Linked DNA regions of Homo sapiens: regions 1 and 3 are each linked to region 2. A link is a loop called in an ENCODE intact Hi-C map of the cell type or tissue named here. Cell type or tissue: mammary epithelial cell. All regions are shown on one strand. Links, peaks and the distances in the headings refer to the core of each region. The heading gives the core; the rest is flanking DNA. Region 1 has its middle 68 kb from the start of FOXP1-DT. Region 2 overlaps FOXP1 (forkhead box P1). Region 3 overlaps FOXP1 (forkhead box P1).

Region 1 (6,194 bases), core at 1,438-3,937, 580 kb before region 2:
AAAGGTTTTTTCAGCAGGAAAAAAAAAAAATGTCTAGGGTCAATGCTACTAAGACCAACAGGATATAAAATTGAACCACGTGGTCTGATTCTAGAGCTCTCCGAAAGATTGTTCTAAAACTCTGCCCTTCTTTTTGAAGGGGCTTTTAACATTCTTTAGACTTCACTCTACCATTCCCTACTTGCAATACCATGTTCAGGATTATTCTAAATGATTCCGAGACTTTCCACAACTATGTCTATTTCAAGTCTGTTCTCGGAAGATGGAACTCCACAGAAGGCGGTTCACATGATTTTTAGTCCGAATCTATAAATAATTGGTGGATCCATTTTAGCCCCCAAAACTCCCATCTGGTTCTCTGTTCACACAAGACACTAGGCCCAAAGCTTGGAAGGATAGTAATCCTGCGAGGCATGAAGATCGTAGGATAATTGTGATTATAGTAGATGCTCCTTGCTTCTGGTTTTTTGTGGACTGTAACTTGGGCTTTCCCAAGGTGATGTGCACCGGATCCGCAGGCTGGATGGATAGGGTGGGGCAATCGCCTCTAAGTGGACATTTATTTTATCTTCCCTGTTCAATTACCCTGTGTGTTTCCAGGCATTAAAACGCTTGTGGTTCAGGACCAAGAAGGTCTGACCTCCTTCCTGCTCTTATTGCAGACTTTTTATAATTCCTGCCTGTGAGAGAAACAGAAGAACACAGCTTGTTTGGGGGATCCCAGATGGAGTTTGCAGGATGGATATTAGAAAAAAATCATCTCTTTTGAGTGGTAGACTGAGAAATTTAAATTGGAACAGCGATGAAAAACCATACACGTCGGGAGATGGAGTGGGGGTGAGGCAACCCATGAAGTCAGTTTTGCATCTGTAAAAAGTCATTTTGGAGAGTCGATCTGCACTTTAAGAATTCCTAATGGGTACAGTCAGTTCAGACCCAGCTGAATGTGTTGGAGTCTCTGATAGTGTTCTTCTAATTAAAGGGGGGTGGGGAGGGAAACAATAACAGACACACAAAAACACACACTCAACCAAAGATGGGGGAAATGTGAGCACCAGACATGCTCGTGCTGATTTGGGGATGACAGTTGAAGAGACAAGAACATTTTAAGTGCAGGGAAGGAAGCAAGAACAGCCCCCCAAAACAGGAGAGAAGGGTCAGCAAAGGTAAGTTTATAAGCAAAACAAAGGGGCGGGGGGCGGGGGGAGTACAGGAGAGAATAAAAGAAGCAAAACCAAGTAAGCAAAACCCACCGTGACTTATTAGGAATGTTTAATTTGAAATTGTGATCCCTACAATTACTGAAAAGGGAGCAGTTAGAAAGGAAGGCATGTTGATTGTGACAGGGCAGGAAGAACCTGAGAAATCTCTGACATTCGAGTGCCTTTTTTTAAACTGCCTTTGTTCCCAAGTTCCTATTTTGCATCTGGTTAAATGCATATTAATTTCTCTTCCTTCCTAATGAATCACTGTGTGTTCTGTGTCTTCTTTATGAAGAGGAAAGGGGTGTCTTCCCTGCTTGCTCCCTCAGCTCAAACTTTTCATCTTGATCCTATAGGAGTGATGAGACATTAAATGGGGTAATCTGGAAAAGGGGATGGAATGTGAACTGAAGACTTTTGAGTGTAGGAGTTAGAAGTCAATCACTTTGCTAGCTATCAGACTGTTTCATCGTTGAAGAGGAGGCTAGAGCATTTACTTTAGTTAAAAAAAAAAAAAAACCCTCCCTGACACCCCAGGTCTTCCCAGATCCCTATCTCATAAACTCATTTTATTTACCCAGAACCCCCCAAACAAACCTGGACTTGAAATCATCTTTTTCTTTGCGCGTTCCTGAGAGTGACTGGCAGTGCAGCCACAGAACTGGCAAGTTCTGTTGGAGGAATTATATTCAGGCCCATTCACGATGCACGTTAACTTTGTGGGTGGAAAGAAACCTGGAGGAGAGAGAGGAAACAAGCCTTAAAGCCTCCAAAAATTGGCAGGCAGACTTCCGGAATGAGGCTTCTCCAAGGAATCTTCTCCTAGAATTAAACCTAGGACTGAAATACATTTGCAAATGATTGGGCTTAAAAGTGGGGTTGGGTTTCCTTGTGTCATGCCGGTATGGGCCCAGAGAGTTTTGTGGGTTTTTTTGGAAATGAAGAGGGAGAAATAAATGATGCACAATGAGAATGCAGAGCCGAAAATTCTGGACCACACATCATTTACTTAGAACAGACTTTCCCTCTGATATTCTTCCCAAATATGTCATGGCATTCACAAAGAACACTGCTTCTGAAATGTCGGATTATGCAGTAATAGTCACTGAACGAGAACATGAATGTCTTTAAAAAAATTAATCAGTTGTCTTTAAGGTGTGTGTGGCTGCTCAAAATCCTCTCTGTAGTGTCTCATCTTTAGCAGACCTCACGTGGAAACAGCTTTCTTGTTTACAGACCACCACACTGACACATTATCTGCTGTGATTAATTAAAGACGATTTTTAAACCCATATATTTCTTTAAAAGGCAGAAGAGACAGCCCAGCTTTTTAAAAATGGTGGTCATAAACTACCATCAGATGGCACTGTAACATAAATTATGGAAAGAGTCAGCTATCCAGTATAAGGACTGAACAGATTCGGTACGTTGCCAGTGGGTTGCCAGGCTTGCAGGCTGAGCACACACGAATGATTCGCAGAGAGATACATTCACTAGGAAACGTGTTACGAGCACGTTACATTCGCATTGAACTTTCATCGGTGAGAGGTGATCCAGGAGTTCAATGTGGACAGGCCCTTTTGCATTTTCAGAGAAAACAAACTCAAATCTAACCTGAAAGAAAAGATTTAAAAACATATTAAGAGAAAGAGAGATCAGACCAAAACCGCAAGTGCAAAACATGGAAAGGTGTTTTCCACTCTTGATTCTGTTTCAGGTGTAAAATAACTACAGACAAAATGAAAACCTTGTAGAACCATTCTCCTCTCCTTCCCTGCTTTCCCATTATTACAGGAGGGGGTTGTAGATATTCTCATTAAAGTGGCCAACCCCACAGGGCCTGGCTGTGGAGTCTGAATTTCAGTGCCAGCACATTTATCCCCTTGTTTGTCATAAAGTGAGCATTGCCTTTTACAGATGGGCATTGGGGAATGAAGCGTATTCTAGGATATTGAGGCAGCAGGGCATTTTTTTTTCTACACTGTCTTTGAGAAAGGCTCAGTTGGCGCTGCCTCTGCCAGTGTGGCCTTGGTTTAGTAGCAATTCCTTAGAGATTAAAGAGGAAAGAAGGGAGGAAAACTTCATCCAAATTCCTTTCTAGTGGCTCCATAGCTTCAGGTGCAGTTGAAAACAGCTAACTCGCCAGCATATTCTCTGGCTTTATAGAAAAGCTTTTTTAAATATCACAGTTTCTTGGAGATCTTAGGCTATTGTCATACCAAGTGGGTTCTCTCTTGGGCTTGGCATAGAACCAGGTACGTGCTTTTCTCTGCTTAGCAAGCAGGTATCCAGGCCCTGTTCAGTAGCATACACTCAGGGGAGAGGTACAGGATGCTGCTGGCACATCCATGAGATGGTTTTCTGAAATGCTTAGCATCCCTGCGAACAGAATGACTACCCTTGACTAAGAGGAGGACGTTGGGGAGCCTGCCTTTCTGCGGTAACATCAGCCTCCTTTTCGGGATGATGTTTCTCCCCACCACCCTAATGAAGAAAATAGAACATCAGGCAACTGAGAATACTGGTCAAAGTCCAATCAGAAATGGGCCTGGAGGTGTGGTAGTCTGGAATGCCCATGCAAGGGTAATATGATCTTGGAAGCCTGCAGAGCCTGACTTCTATTTGACACAAAAAAAGGCAGGTTATCTCCGGAGTGGGTTAAGCCTCAATTTGCAGGCTTGGCTAGTGTTTTCGGCAAGCCACAAGCCAGAGTCTCTAATGACCAGTCTTACTGTAGCAAGTAGACTTGAGGATGGTTGCAGCTTCTCACCTCCCCTTGTGAGATCACTGTGGTGTAGAGATGTCTTTTTCTTGGTATGTAAGGAACATTAAGAGGAGGTTTGTCTGGGGACGGGGAAAAGAGAAGTGACTTGCTTCCTAATAAACTTGTGTTCTCTGCTTTCTGTTGGCAAAAAAAAAATAAAAATAAAAATAGTGAAATCACATGCCTGCTTTGTTCCTGCAGCTACTGGTTTGAGAATACTGAATTACTCCCCCCACCAAATATTGCTTATTGTCTTCATAGATGTTCTTTAGAAAATACTGTTTTAGACTTCTCCTTGTTTCCCAACAGGGTACTTTTTCCCCCTCTCAAATGGCGAAAGTGATACCTTCGTTTATAAGTATGTGAAAGTTGCTGTTTAAGAGTCCCAGACTTTTACCTTTGGGGCCAGAATTTAGAATTTTATAAAGGTACTATGGTGCATAGACTGTATATTATGTACCCCATAGCCTATGCGTTAATATTTCTGCAGCAAAATGTGTGAACATTCACACTAAGTGGGCTAACTAGACTCTATAAAGAGCCCCACATCAGCTCAGGTCTTGCCAACGTTGAGTTAGTTTTTAAAAATAAAACTTTGTGCCTTAGAACCTGTGAATTTCAAAATTGTGAATAAGGGACTGTGAATCTGTATTTATATTGTATACATAGGTTTATATTTTAGAAGAAATGCAATACAGAAGTTACATTCAAAATCTATGGATTACTGAAAATAGCCTTTGAGATTTGGCTCTAAACTTGAGTCTAATCGTAACCCCTTCCATGGCTCATTAGCATTTGACTTTTTTCTTCACACTGCCTAGAACTTCCAGCCCACGGGTTGCAAAGTCATGTGTTAAAAGGGGCCGAGGAGATAAAGTGAATGGAGTGGGCTGGGGTAGACAATAGGGACTGGTGAGGACCAGGGCACAGGAGAGCACCTGCACCATCCAAGGCAGGTGCCACCACCAGCAGCTCCTGACGAGGGCTGCCAAGCAGGAAAGTACCCAGGTCATTTCATTTATCAAGATAAGTCAGAAAAAAAATGTCTTTTACAGGAAGTATTCTCAATTTTTAAATGTTAGCAACTAGGCCAGGTGCCATGGCTCACGCTTGTAATCCCAGCACGTTGGGAGGCTGAGGCAGGCAGATTGCCTGAGCTCAGGAGTTCAAGACCAGCCTGGGCAACATGGTGAAACCCCGTCTCTACCAAAAATACAAAAAACTTAGCTGGGCATGGTGGTGCCTGCCTGTGGTTCCAGCCACTCTGGAGAGGATTGCTTGAGAGGCAGAGATTGCAGTGAGCTGAGATCATGCCACTGTACTCCAGCCTGGGCAACAGAGTGAGACCCCATCTCAAATAAATAAATACAAATAAATGTTAGCAACTAATTCAATGTTTTAAAAATTCCACGTGAAACATATAATTTGTGACCTTTTCACTAGTCACTCAAAACTGTGTGTGTGTGTGTGTGTGTGTGTGTATAAAAGAAAAACATATAATGAAAATACCCCATATGTAGTATATATACCTTATCTTCCTCACCAGCCTCTAAGCGGTTTGTCCCTGGTTCTGTCATTTCCACTGTGGCTTTGATGTCCCCGCCCCCGCACGATCCTGACACCTATGGCCAGGTGTTTGAACTGTGCACTAGGTATGGTGAAAGCACCCTGCCCCAGCTAGACTTTGTGCTAGTCTTGTTATTCCGCTTCTTAGCTGTTGAAGTCTCCAGTCCCAGGAAGCCTTCATGCTGTCCCCCTGTCTTCTCCTTTCTTTCACCTGCCCATCTTTCTGAAGAGCCACAACTGATCATGCCTCCGGATATTGATCCCTCTCCTTATTCACTTTTAATTTGACTCAACAGAATAAACCAATCCCCTAACTAACAAATGCTATGTACCCTTTCCGGGTTCTTCTTCATGAACTAACCTACATCATTTGGAGCTTTTGAAACGCTCTCCTTCCTGGTGTCCATGCCCCCGCATGTGCTGGGGTCCCTCCATGTTTCCCCTCCCCACTCTCATTTGCCTCCTGCTGGATTCTGGCCTCAGCTTTCTTTTTCTCTACACTCAACTTCTTAATTCTCTCCCAGAGCCTAATTAGCACCCTTCAGGGGTGTCTTTTCTCCTGGGACACAAGACCTGAGCCTCCAGGCAGATATTCCACAGGCCCCTCAAACTAAAACTCTTCAAAATACAACCCCCTACACCCCTCTCTAATCAATGCCAGC
Region 2 (6,194 bases), core at 60-2,559:
ATGCGCCATTGCACTCCAGGCTGGGTGACAAGAGCGAGACTCCATCTCAAAAAAGAAAAAAAGAAATTATAGAGAGATCTCATCCATCTTCCTCTTTGTTTAGCTGAAATGTGCAGGCGCAGAGAGGTGACGTGACTTGCCCACAATCACACTATTATTCCTGACAAAGTCATTAATAGAATCCTAAGTCATATGTAGTACTCCTGTACTATCTCAGAGTTAAACAGCCTGCTTGAGGCCTCTGTGGACTAGAAAAGATGTGCTGACCGCTTCAGCGGCCTGTAGATGAGCCCCAGTACTTGGAGCTGTCTGGAAACTACATGAACCGTCAAAGACTGGAAAGTGGAGACACCCAGGGTTGCTCACCTGGATGCCTGTGTCAGATTCCATTCCTGAGTTCTTAAACACACCCTCTGTTCTCAACCTCCCTCTCCCACCCGCTCCCCACTAGAACTGGCCTTACAACCTTTTTTTCTAGAAAAGGAGACAAACCTTGAGACTTTTATGTGGTCACTCTTAAAGACAGGGTGTGAGTGTCTGTGTAATTGGTGACTATTAGGGAAAGAAAAGCAAGCCATAGCGAGCGCAGAGCCCCGGAAAATGTTTTCTGTGTAGCAGCTTCTATGCCACACAGTGTGGAAGGCAATTATCTTGGAGGGGATTCCACAGCCCTGTGCCGGCTTCCCCGGTGTAAGATTTATTGTCGGCTGGATTGGGTGTTCTTTATAAGACCATTTACTCGGCATCTAAAGCGCTGTCAAGAGTGCTACTTCCTGAATGCTTTTGAGGTTGCAACTGCTAAGCTTCATTTTCCCGTCTTGGAGATATATTTTTGAAATGGTATGCAGGGATTTGTACAGGCCTTGTGCTTCCCATTGACACTGACAGGAGTTGCACTGTTAAACCCCAGCACGCTGCTGCAGAAATTTACCCCCTAATGCCCAGAGCCCTCCTTCAGCTGGGAGTCTGGCCCACACGTGCGCGGAGGGTTCCCGTAGCAGGGGAGAGGGCCCGAGAGTGCCCTTGTTTTGTGTAAGTCCTACCAGCTAATCAGTCTCAAAGTTGACTGTTTTCTTACTGAAACAAAGGATAAGCAAGTACTCTTCTTTTGCTTTTTCTCTTCCGTTTTTTGGATCTTAGGAATGCCAGAAGAAAACTCGAACTGCGAGTCAGCCAAATATACTGTATCGTGAAACCTTAGGGACCACTGAAATGGGAACAGTGGCCCATTACTGCTAAGAAGGTGTTTTATTGAAAATGCGCCGACATGCTCTCCCCGGAGAGTGAGCAAAAGAAGGCAAGATGCCCAACAGTAATACAGGTTGTTCTCTTAGGTGAGCTAAAATATCGAGTTTGGCACTCCCCTGCTGTGAGCGAGGAGGCAATAGAGTAGACGAATGTGCATTTTTACATTAAAAGTGCCATATTTCACTAGGGGTGTCCCCCTTTCTCCCCCCATTTTGTTTAAATGTCTTAATTTATATATTCCAGTTAATAGTTCATTACATGTCCTTTCTCTGTCTGGCTTTAAAAGTTGTCTTTTGAATAAGTTGAAGTAGTCAAAATTTCCTAATCCTGGCAGGCTTGCCAGCAGAGGGCAGGCGTAAAGAAGGTTTTGACATGAGGGTGTGTCAACCTAGGGTCAGAGGAGGGTGGTGTTGCATGGGAGGAAGATGTGTGAGCATTGTTCTGAGGGCAGGATGGGACACGCTCCCTTTGCCTCTTTGCAGGCCTGCTGCACACCACAGATCTCTGGAAAAGCTGACTGTACTAAATAAAGGTGGTCAGTTGCCTTTATCTGATATTCAGCGATTTCTACATAAGTAAACGTTAAAAAAATTAAAATGTAATTTCATTCCCCAAGAGCCGTCTTTTCTTTCCCCTTCAGTGCCCCATTTCTGGTTATGCTTAAAAATCGAGGGTTTGCCTGTGGGTGGGCCAAAAATACTGTCACTCTTCGGGAGGGAAATAACAAATTACACTTGGTGGTGGTGGTGGCAGTGATGTTTTCCCCCCGATATCTGAAGGGTACAGCACTTTGGGACATGCTCTACTGCCCCAAAACATGTACCTTTTCAAGAACTTTGCACACTTCAGTGTAATCTGTTCTAACCCCATGGCAGAAGCAGTCCATTAACAAATTTTACATTATGTTAAAACAGGGGATTATAGTTTCATCATAAATGAGAGAGGGTAATTTATTACTGTCAAATGCAGAGTTAGGAAAGGATGTTGTCATTTTTCTTTTCTGTCATGATTTTGTTTACCTCTGATGCTTATGAATGCTTTTAGAGTAAGGGATTTGTTTTTAGGTTGATGTTTTCCATAGCTCATCATACTTACAAGTCACCTGAATGTTGACATGTCACACTGTGTATATACAAATTAACCAGAAGCAATGGCTTTATAAAATGTTGCATTACATGAAAATGCAAATGGCAATTTGGAAGATGCATTAAGGGGAATTTAAACTCCTATGGAACAGTGAGAACTCAGTGTTTTCCCTTGGCCAAACTTGCAGGCACAGAAGAAAAACAACATAATTAGCTTCATTGTCAACATATGCATAACAGTGACATAAACAATATCAATATGGAGCTAACTGCCTTAGCTCCCTGTAGATGGATGATGTATTAATTTATATTTTTAAGTAAAAGCACTGCTTAAATCAAGACAGAATGGTGGTTCCTTGGAGACAAATCCCCAGATCTCAGGAATGGGGCATTGCTGTTGCAATTTAGTAACTCTAATTGGCTGCCCCATTGCCATTCTTTGGAGAAATACTTAAAGCAGTCCTCCTTCTGGGGAGGCGCGCTTTCCTGAGTAGGCCATCAGGCATGTTACTGGGCTTACATTTTGTATTCCTGTTGCTTTAGCTTTCTCTCTCCGGAATTGGAATCAGTTGGTTGAATCTCTTTAAGTTCTGTCATTTCAGAATATGTCCTGGATACTCCATTAAATTAATTGGAAAGGGGAAAGAAAATGTGTGTTGTGTTAACACAAGTGTTGTTCAGAAGAAGACAGCAAACTTGAATTAAGGTTTTGGCCTCTGATCACACAGTTGATTTTTCACCCCATGCTCGTATCCTTTCTCTAGTTATTTCCAAGCAGCTTCTGGCAAAGCAGGCCTTTCGTTGGAACTGAGGACCACGTGGGCCAGGGACCATTGCTGTATCTGCCTCACCACAGGGCCATTCATCAGTGTATGGAATAATGTCCTGAGGAGACGCTCCTCCTGACTCTTCCTTTAATACATCTTATCTCCATTCTCAGCTCTGAATGGGCAGTAAAACCTTTCACTTTCTTCTGTGTTCAAAGCTAAGGCTCAGCAGAACCAAATATAATACATGATTTTAGTCCCAGGTGTGTTATTTGGTGGTTAGAGTTTGGTGTGGGATCATAGTAATCTGTTCTTAAGTGCACAGCCAGCTGCACAATGGACTCATTTAGCAACTGACAGGTTTCTTAATATGTGGTGTTTGAACAAGAGCTGTATCTGTTGTGGGTGTTAGGATGTGGGCATCAAAAATATTTTTAAAGTATGGTATTTAGCATTTCCTTTACTCTTCCTTAAACGTTGGCTTACCCCTCGATATCCCCTCCCCCCCACCACAGGTATTCATTTTATATTATTATGGCTTTTTTTTTTTATAATTATCCAGTATCTGCTTCCTCTTGGAAGCCTGTAGTATATATTTTTTTTTTATTTTATTTTTTATTTTTTAAGACAGTTTCTTGCTCTGTTGCCTAGGCTGGAGTGCAGTGGTGCGATCACAGCTTGCTGCAGCCTTGAACTTCTGGTCTCCAAGTGATCCTGCCACCTCAGTCTCCCAAGTTGTTGGGACTATAGGCATGCACCATCACACGTGGCTAATTGTGTGTGTGTGTGTGTGTGTGTGTGTGTGTGTATTTTTGGAGACGGAGTCCCACTGTGTTGCCCAGGGTGGTCTCAAACCTCAAAGCAGTCTTCCTGCCTTGGCCTCCCAAAGTGCTGGGATTATGAGTATGAGCCACTGCACCTGGCCATGTTTAATTCTTGGGAGAAATCACTTTGCTTTTCTAAGCCTCAGTTTCCTCCTCTGTACAATGAGGGCTGGAATTTGTGTTCAGATTATGACAACTGCATGAGACTGTTAAAACACCCACAATCCAAAATTTTTTTGTTGGCCTTTCTTATTCAGCTTTTCTAAAATGACCTGGTGCTCACAGTGATTAATAAATGGTTTTAACGAAGTCTTCTGAGTTACTATTGGTTTTAACATTTTATATTATATTCCACTTATGGAAGTTCCAGTTCTTCCTGAATCCCAAATACAGGGCAAGTACACAGGACCACAGGAGTTTAGAATTAACCAAAGTGGCCTGGGCATATGTAGTTTATCCAGGTTTATCACTGATGGGACATTTCCTTGCCCAGAAGTAGTCTCTGAGTCACCATATCATCTGTCTGTCTGGAGACAGGGCGAGATGGGCTCCAGGTGGCTTCTAAGTTAGTATGCCAAGCCATTTCCCTCTCTCTTTTGTCACCTCCCCCTTACCCAAACCATCAGCCTTTAAATGCCACCTCCCCAGTGGGCCTTCCCAGACCCCTCCTCCTAGTGATCTCCTCCTTCTTTGTGGTCCCATGGTGCTTACAGCCACCACCGTGCAATTTAGTAGTTGAGTAAGCACTGCATTGCATCACTCTCTAATTATTTTGTTTAAGGCTTGTCTCCACAGCTGGGTCATGAGCGTCTGTAATGTTGTTTGCTTGTTTATTGTTTGTTTTGATGCACCTGCAGACTATTAGCTGATAAACACTGACCTGCTAAGGAGTTAGTCCACCTTCTGAAAGCATGCATGAGTTTTATGGATGCCTCATGAAGAACTTAGTTTCTAAAATAAAAACACATTGCATATTCAAAGTACATCCCAGTTTTTGTTTATAAACATTAAAACTCAATTTTAATACTTTGGGAAAAAGAAAGTCACTTAGGCGTTTTGAAATGATTCTTTCCACTTTCTCCCTGTACATTGGTTGGAGAGCACTTCCTTTATTTGTATTTCCTGCCGTTGGGGCTCTCTGCCAGCCCCTCCGGAAAGAGCACCTTTTCTCTTTAAGAGTCAGAACTCTACTGATAGTCGGGGGACTTTCTGGCAGATTTAAGGTCCTTCTACCTCGCAAAAGAGCCCTTGGTTCTCTGTTGAATATTCATGAGAGGGTGGGGTCACATTTTGTGACCTGAAAAAATCCCATTAATAAATTTGGTATCTGACACAAAAACACTTTAGGGTGAAGAGCGATCTGCGCTGTGCCCATTTAACATCTGATCATACTTTGATGGTCACTTCGCGCTTGTCTCTTTTACAGCCAGAGTAAAGAGGGAATTGTCTGCTCCCCGCTGACCCTGTTGAAATTCAGGCATTTGCTTGATTGGAAATATTACCAATATTCTTTCTGGTCTGTAGTAACCTGCATTTAATACACTTCACATCAAAATGTACTTTCAAGTAAAATTCCTGGGATTACTGGGTCAGATTTTGTTGCCTTTTTTTTTTTTTTTTTTTTGAAGGCAAATAGGCATTCATTGATGTCACACTACTCCTTTTCCTCTAATATTTTGAGAAAAAGAATAAAAATGTGTGTGGGGATTTTGTGTGTGTGTCTTTAAAAAATATACAGGCCAGGAAGTTTTTCTCCAAGTTTGAAGGTGGTAAATAGGTGATTTTTTTAGAGTCGCCGAAATGGACTAGATTAACCTGACGCTTAAGTCGTGTCAGTTGAGCCAACAAAGTTTAGCACATTGTTGACTTTTTAAAAAAACACTATACTCAGCTTTCAATAGCCTGAAAGAGCAGTGACTATTTCTAATAGAGAAGGTCATCCTAAAGTGCTTATTGAGAGTAGCTTTTGTTGTTGCTATTGTTGTATAAATAAGAAAGGAATTTAAAGAATTATTTCTTAGCAAACGTGTGGCAGATGCTTTCTTCGGCAGCTGTCGTTCTAGAGGGGAAGTCGCCTGGTTCAGCGACGAGGCACGTTTGGTTGTTATTTATTTCCACCCCGCGTCGGCTTAGTTTTCCTCGGTGCGCACTGGCACACTTTGGCGAGACCGACTCTGGGAAAGAAAGGGGTGTGGGGAGGCCAAGGCTCTGTGAAACCCCCGACGTGAAGCGAAAGTTCTCCTCCCAGGGAGGTTTTCGAGGAAAAGCGC
Region 3 (6,194 bases), core at 1,810-4,309, 86 kb before region 2:
GGTTATTTGTGTAAAAAGCTCTCCAGGAAGAGAAATTCGCCAGCCTCCCTTGATGAAGCTGGGTCCGGTCAAGGAACTTACTCTTGAATCTTACTCAATTCACTTGCTAGCTCTCTTTCTTCTGCTGCAATTTAAGGCAATTTCCTCTGTCCTCTCTTGTTATAGAAAATAACTTGTTGGCATCTCCTTTGTAATAACCTGTCATATACTTGAAGGCAGTTATTAAGTCACCCCTTAGCCTTCTCTTTTTCAGGCTAAACCATCATAACCCTTTTAACCTTTCCTCGGAGGCTCCATTTTCCATCCTCTTAATCATTTTACTTGCCCTTCTCTGGATTCTCTCCAATCTTTTACAGTTTTCTAAAAACGTGAAATCAGGAAGCAGGTCCTTTATACATTACTCTCAGTTTCTGCTGATTTTCATGCGTTGTTTTTCTTTTAATTTTGAAGTACTTTTCAACTTTTTTTTTTTTTTTTTTTTTTTGAGATAGGGTTCCGCCCTGTCACCTAAGCTGAAGTGCAGTGTTGCAATCATGGCTTACTGCACCTCGACCTCCTGGGCTCCAGGGATTCTCCTACCTCAGCCTCCAGAGTATTTGGGACCAAAGGCATGCGCCATCTTGCCCAGATCATTTTTGTATTGTTTGTAGAGGTAGGGGTCTCCCTATGTTGTCCAGGCTGGTCTCGAACTCCTGGGCTCAAGTGATGACCCACCTTGGCCCCCCAAAGTGCTGGGATTACAGGCATGAGCCACCTTGCTTGGCCCTTTTCAACTGTTTATTTCCACATTCAAGCCAACCTTTGACAACGTAACATATCAGGATTTGTGATCACCATTTACCTTTTTTTTTTTTTTTTTTTGGTCTGTGGGCTGAAAGAGAATTCCAGAGGTCAAATGACTTTACCTTTCAGTCTGTGTTTATCTGTATGTTAATTTGGAGTCCTTTTAGTTTACTTCTGTTATGTTATTTACATGAAGACTTTCTCTGTTGCCTGTACCATATATGAAAAGTTTTAGAGCAGAGCATTCAGCAGACAGTGAAAAGGGAACATGCTTTGATTACTGAGCTCTCATTGGTTTCATGATCCCTGCTCACCCCTGCCTAAATGGCAGTGTCTTTGTCATCCATACCTTAGGATGAGTGCCTCAGAGGGACAGCTCAGGGGCCTCCTAACTTTGTCTGCAACTTGTCTTTCCCTTTCTGCAGGTAAGTGGGTAACATTCCCTGGGCACTATTTATTATATCATCTACTTGTGTCTTCTAACAAGCTCAGGCTCTGCAGTTACCACTTTTATTTATTGATCTACTACCTGACTTCTCCCCTTCAGGCACTCACTCACTCTTTCTGTCTCTCTTCTGTCTTTCTTTTTTCTTTCTTTCCCTTTCTTTCTTTCCCTCCCTCCTTCCCTCCTTCCTTCCTTCCCTGCCTCCCTCCCTCCTTCCCTGCCTCCCTCCCTCCCTCCCTCCCTCCCTCCCTCCCTTCCTTCCTTCCTTCCTTCCTTCTTTCGTCTTACCCTCCCACCCAGGCTGGAGTGCAGTGGTGCAATCTTGGCTCACTGTAACCTCTGCCCTCCAAGCTCAAGCGATCCTCCCGCCTCAGCCTCCCCAGTAGCTGGGACTACAGGCACACACCACCACACCAGGCTAATTTTTGTATCTTCTGATAGAGATGAGGTTTCACCATGTTGGCCTGGCTGGTCTCAAACTCCTGACCTGAGGTGACCTGCTTGCCTCAGCCTCCCAGAGTGCTGGGATTATAGGCATGAGCCACTACTCCTGGCCTCCCTCCACACTTTAGAATAGAAGCTTCATGAGGACAGGCACCTTGACTAGCTTCTTAGCCCAACTTTGTATCACTAGCCTCTAACTAGCAAAGATTTCTTCATGAAAGGCCAGAAAAGAAGTGAAGGAACAACCTGGTATCAGAAGATTTACATACTTAATGCTGTGGGTTCACAGTGTGACATTTGGCAGTACACTGGATATTACTGGCATTCCTTTCCTCTCCTATTTAATCAATAGGTTAAAGGATGTGTTCTAAAAGTTATATAAATCTCTACAACTCTTCACCTTTACAACCATATTCAGATTTAATGATTTGACTTTAATTTTCACCTTTTTGTGGGGCAGGTATGTCGGTAACATTCCAATTTGTATTTAAGAGTCATTTCAGGAGTAAACTTTTTCACACTGCCTTATCTTTTTAATATTTTGGTGTGATTTTGTTCTTGGATCCAAAAGACTATTTTTAAAAAGGCATTCCAAATTTGGAGGCATTCAAGATTGAGAAGTCCTTTCTGTGTTATTCTCTCCTCCATCCCCTCCCTCTCCTGAACCTTCTCAGCAGTCTCTTTTCGTTCTGTGTTCCAACACTCCAAAAACATGTTTGAAAATCTATACCTGTTTGGTTGTCCTATCAACATTCTCCTGGTGGTTTGCCGCCAAGGTTAGATCCAGACCTGAAGCCACTTGATTTAATTAACCTGAGGTGGCATCATCTGCTTTGCTTCTCTGCATTGGAAGTGTATGCTCCTCCACTCTCTTGTGCTTTTCCTGTACCCTCTGAACCAGGCAGTCTTTCTTTTTACTAGGCCTTGAAACTGGCTTTTCTTTAGTCACCTCGTGGTCAGGACATGCACTGTTCACCAGCTTTTCAGTCCTGATTAGCCAGCCTGGCCCAGTGTGGCAGGCAGGACCAATGGTTGCCCAGGTGTGCTGGACCTGAGCAGCCTAGGAGGCCCACCTTCCTTCCTTTTATCTCCTGGACTCCTTGCTGTGTATGGAAGCATGTCAGAATCATAGAGATTTTGTCTTCTTTTTTGCCCATTTCAAAAATTCTAGATGTCCAACTAGCCTTTGGGCACTAAAATCAAGTTCCTTTGGATGATGTTGAATTACCACTCATGCTATGGCCTCTGCCCATTAGAAAAGAGCTTATCCTCTGTTTTCCCCTGCACCATTCCAAGCCCAAATTCTGGCAGGACCCTGAACTCTCCAGGCTTCTGACACCTCTGTGCCTTTGCAAATGCTAGCCTCATTCTGCAAAATACCTTTCTCTTTGCTCACTCTTTTCCCCCCCTCCCAGGCTCATTTAAATTCTTTCATTTTTGGAAAGGCTTTCCCCTCTCCTCCTGTTTGGTGCACCCCTCCATTGAAGCACAAATGCTGCTGGGTTGTAGTTAATGGCTGAATTAAGGCCTTTGAGGCTGGCAATGTTGTATTTACCTCTCTGTGTTCAGTGCTAGATGCTGAGTAGGTGCTGAGTGCATGATGAAAGAAAGTGATACAGGGAAGAAGGTAAGAGAGCAGGAATGAGGAAGAGGACCCATCCTTCATTCCCAGAGCCATGCATCATGGGATCCCCAGGTTACTCACCTTCTCTTGAAAACTTTCACCCCCCCTCCCCCTGGAGCTGGTTCCCTTTTCCTTGTGATGCTTTGCTCTGAAAGATCACTCAGTCGTTCAGCAGTCCTCCTGATTTCTCTCTCAATTAAGTGTTCATCTCTGGGCTGTGTCCTCCCTGCAGGAGAGATTGCTGTCAGACAGGCAATCAGTGAGAACCCCAACTGAGCCCTACCTCCCTTACCAAAGAAGTTCATGGCCAAGCCATTTTTATTTAGCAAATAAGGGCTTGTTTTCCTTGATTGTCCAAAGCACAAGGGGAGAAAAACCACCCATTGGCTTCATGTTTACCTGCACTGCGGGGCTGTCTTGTCTGTTTCAGTTCTGTTTCACATGTGGAGTTTTCACTGATTTCAAGAAGGAATGTATGCATGGAGTTGAGCAGGATACAGTATCCTGAATGAGGGCTGAATGTTCTGCACTAGAAGTGAGCGTATCAAGTCTTTGTAACTAAGAATGTGATGTTAGATTGTAGCTGAGGGGAAGAAACACAAATGGCTTGGGTTGTATCTAAATCCTGGGTCTGCCAGGTGAAAACTTAGATGTTGCTTTCAAATGACACTAATGATTTCTTTCAGTGCTGTTTAGCATGAGTGGTCATTGCAAAGAGCTGTGACCACTGTACTACCCAGTATGGTGGCTACTGGTCCCATGGGGCTCTTGAGCACTTGAAATATGGGTAATCTAAATGGAGATGTGGAAAATACAAACTGGATTTTAAAGACTTAGTAAACTTAGTATTTTGAAAGAGCAAAATAGCCCATTGACAATTTTATGTTGATTATACATACATTAATTTTACTTGTTATCTTTTACCATTTTTAAGTGCAGCTACTAAAAATTTAAAATTCTGTATGTTGCTTACATTATATTGCTCTTGGACAGCACTATACTAAAGGCATAAATGTAAGATTGTGTTTCAGAGGGCACCCGAGCACTGCTTGGTTTATATGTATTTTCTAGGCCTTCCCTTTGGTTCCCTGGTTACCTTTAAAAATACATGTCATGATATAGACATGGCATATCTGAGACAAACCTTGGACTGAGACAAACCTGAGTTTCAATCTCAATTGTTTGTTTGTGGCTTGCCTCTCAGCATCTTAAATTCTCTGAATCTTAAGTTCCTCCACTGTGTAAAAGAAATAATATCCCTCTGACCTCACTGTGGTTAGGCAAGAGACAATGCAGTGATTTTTTCAGTAATATTATGAGACATTTTATTACTATAATTAAATGATTGTATTTTCCCCAGATTGACAAATTCAAATTTTCTATTTTGAAATCTTATTGCAAATGTTAAAAAAACAAACAACCCACCCTTTGGCTCCTGTTATGTTGTCTTCCAGCTGCTAGTAATGGAATTGGGACAGCTAATGTTCCCTGAGAGCCATGGGGAACCAGGCAGTGTGCTTTTCAGGAACTGTCTTACTTTATCCTCACAACAATCCCAAAAGGAAAAACCTAGTTTTATCTCTATTTAATAGCTGCAGTGACTGAGGCACCGCAAGGTTAGGTGACTTGCCCAAGGTCACACAGCGAAGCATTGAGCCCGGGCAGTCCAGCTCTAGAGCCGTGTTCTTTGCCTCCGCCCAATATTGTCCACCAGTGAGGAGAAGACGGAACCAAAGAACCAACAGTGAATGAATACTAACAGGAATCCTGGCTTTCATGGACATCTATTCTTGTGATTTGACAGTGTATATGTGAGATACTTCCTCTTAGAATGCTTTTTCTAATTCATACAGTAGGCTTAAATATGTCATGGTTTTAGAGTTTTCCTTAAGGAATACGTTGATTCCCAGGCACATTACAGTCTGAATCAGTCTTAAGAAATTCCAGGATAGAGGTGGAAGAAGTTTTAGTAAATTGTTGTGCAGCATGGTGACCGCAGTTAATAATAATGTATTATATATTTCAAAATTGCTGAAAGAGGAGATTTCAAATGTTCTCACCACACCCACACACACAAAAAAATGATAAGTAGGTGAGGTGATGGATATATTAACTAGCTTAATTTAATTTTTCTCAAAATATCACATTATATTTCATAAATACATTCAATTATTATTAGTCAATTGCAAAAAAAAAGAAGAAGAAGAAGAAGAAGAATGCAAAGGGGAAAAACAAAATTCCATAGAGTTATATGAGAACAAATAGATTACACAATATCTAGACCACAATAAATGTTTGCTTTGTGTTTGAGGGCCTTGTGTCAATTGTACATAATCACTATGGACCTAGTATGCTACGTGTCATATGTGTATAGTAGGGGCCCAATAAATGTTATTCATTAATGTTTATTGCCGTACCTCTGAAAACACACCTTTAGAAAGGAAAGTATACAGTATTTACAATTTACTGTCATTTATTCCATTAGGTTGTCTGACTTGTGATGTGGAGGTGCTATCTCATCAGGTATGATTGTCTCTTAGAATAATTCCCTTTGATCAGAGTGGAGCTTTGAGTGGATTTATTTTGTTAAGCTGGAATCCACCTCTTTAGGTTAATGTGACACACCTACATACACCCCAGCAGATACAACAGGGCCATTCCATGATGTGTATCTTCAGTTGTCATTTCATGTTTAACCAAGAGGATTAGAAGGCATTGATGTATTAATAGCTTTTTTTTTTTTTTTTCTCAAGCATGGTACTAATTCTTAGGTGGGGTCAAGATGATTGCGGGGGGCAGTGGGGGCAGCCTGTGGTCAACGTTCAAAGCCTTCCAGTCATTTAGAAAGTTGAAATGTGCTTGGTGCTGGGCTAGAATCATTAGGAGGAAATAGCTGCA

The links. Peaks named below come from ENCODE experiments on the same cell type or tissue, not always from the same donor. Only the 100,000 strongest peaks of a DNase experiment are listed, where the experiment ranks them.
Region 1: a loop joins it to region 2, with 4 times the contacts of the local background. A loop is called at or near these places in 8 of 110 quality-filtered maps.
Region 3: a loop joins it to region 2, with 8 times the contacts of the local background. A loop is called at or near these places in 5 of 110 quality-filtered maps.

Annotation. Positions count from the first base shown.
Region 1 is chr3:71,649,386-71,655,579 of GRCh38, reverse strand. No RefSeq gene overlaps it. Among named protein-coding and RNA genes, the nearest start is that of FOXP1-DT, 68 kb to the right of the region's middle. In mammary epithelial cell, for the core only: a CTCF peak has its summit at 2,561 (motif pointing right); no DNase peak of the experiment used is centred there.
Region 2 is chr3:71,065,446-71,071,639 of GRCh38, reverse strand. The region is part of intron 7 of FOXP1 (forkhead box P1); the gene reads left to right. Among named protein-coding and RNA genes, the nearest start is that of FOXP1-AS1, 220 kb to the left of the region's middle. RefSeq lists an enhancer at 6,040-6,194. In mammary epithelial cell, for the core only: a CTCF peak has its summit at 1,601 (motif pointing right); a DNase peak (open chromatin) is centred at 1,669; H3K27ac peaks cover 1,445 bases.
Region 3 is chr3:71,153,395-71,159,588 of GRCh38, reverse strand. The region is part of intron 6 of FOXP1 (forkhead box P1); the gene reads left to right. Among named protein-coding and RNA genes, the nearest start is that of FOXP1-AS1, 130 kb to the left of the region's middle. RefSeq lists an enhancer at 2,204-2,909. In mammary epithelial cell, for the core only: no CTCF peak of the experiment used is centred there; a DNase peak (open chromatin) is centred at 3,348.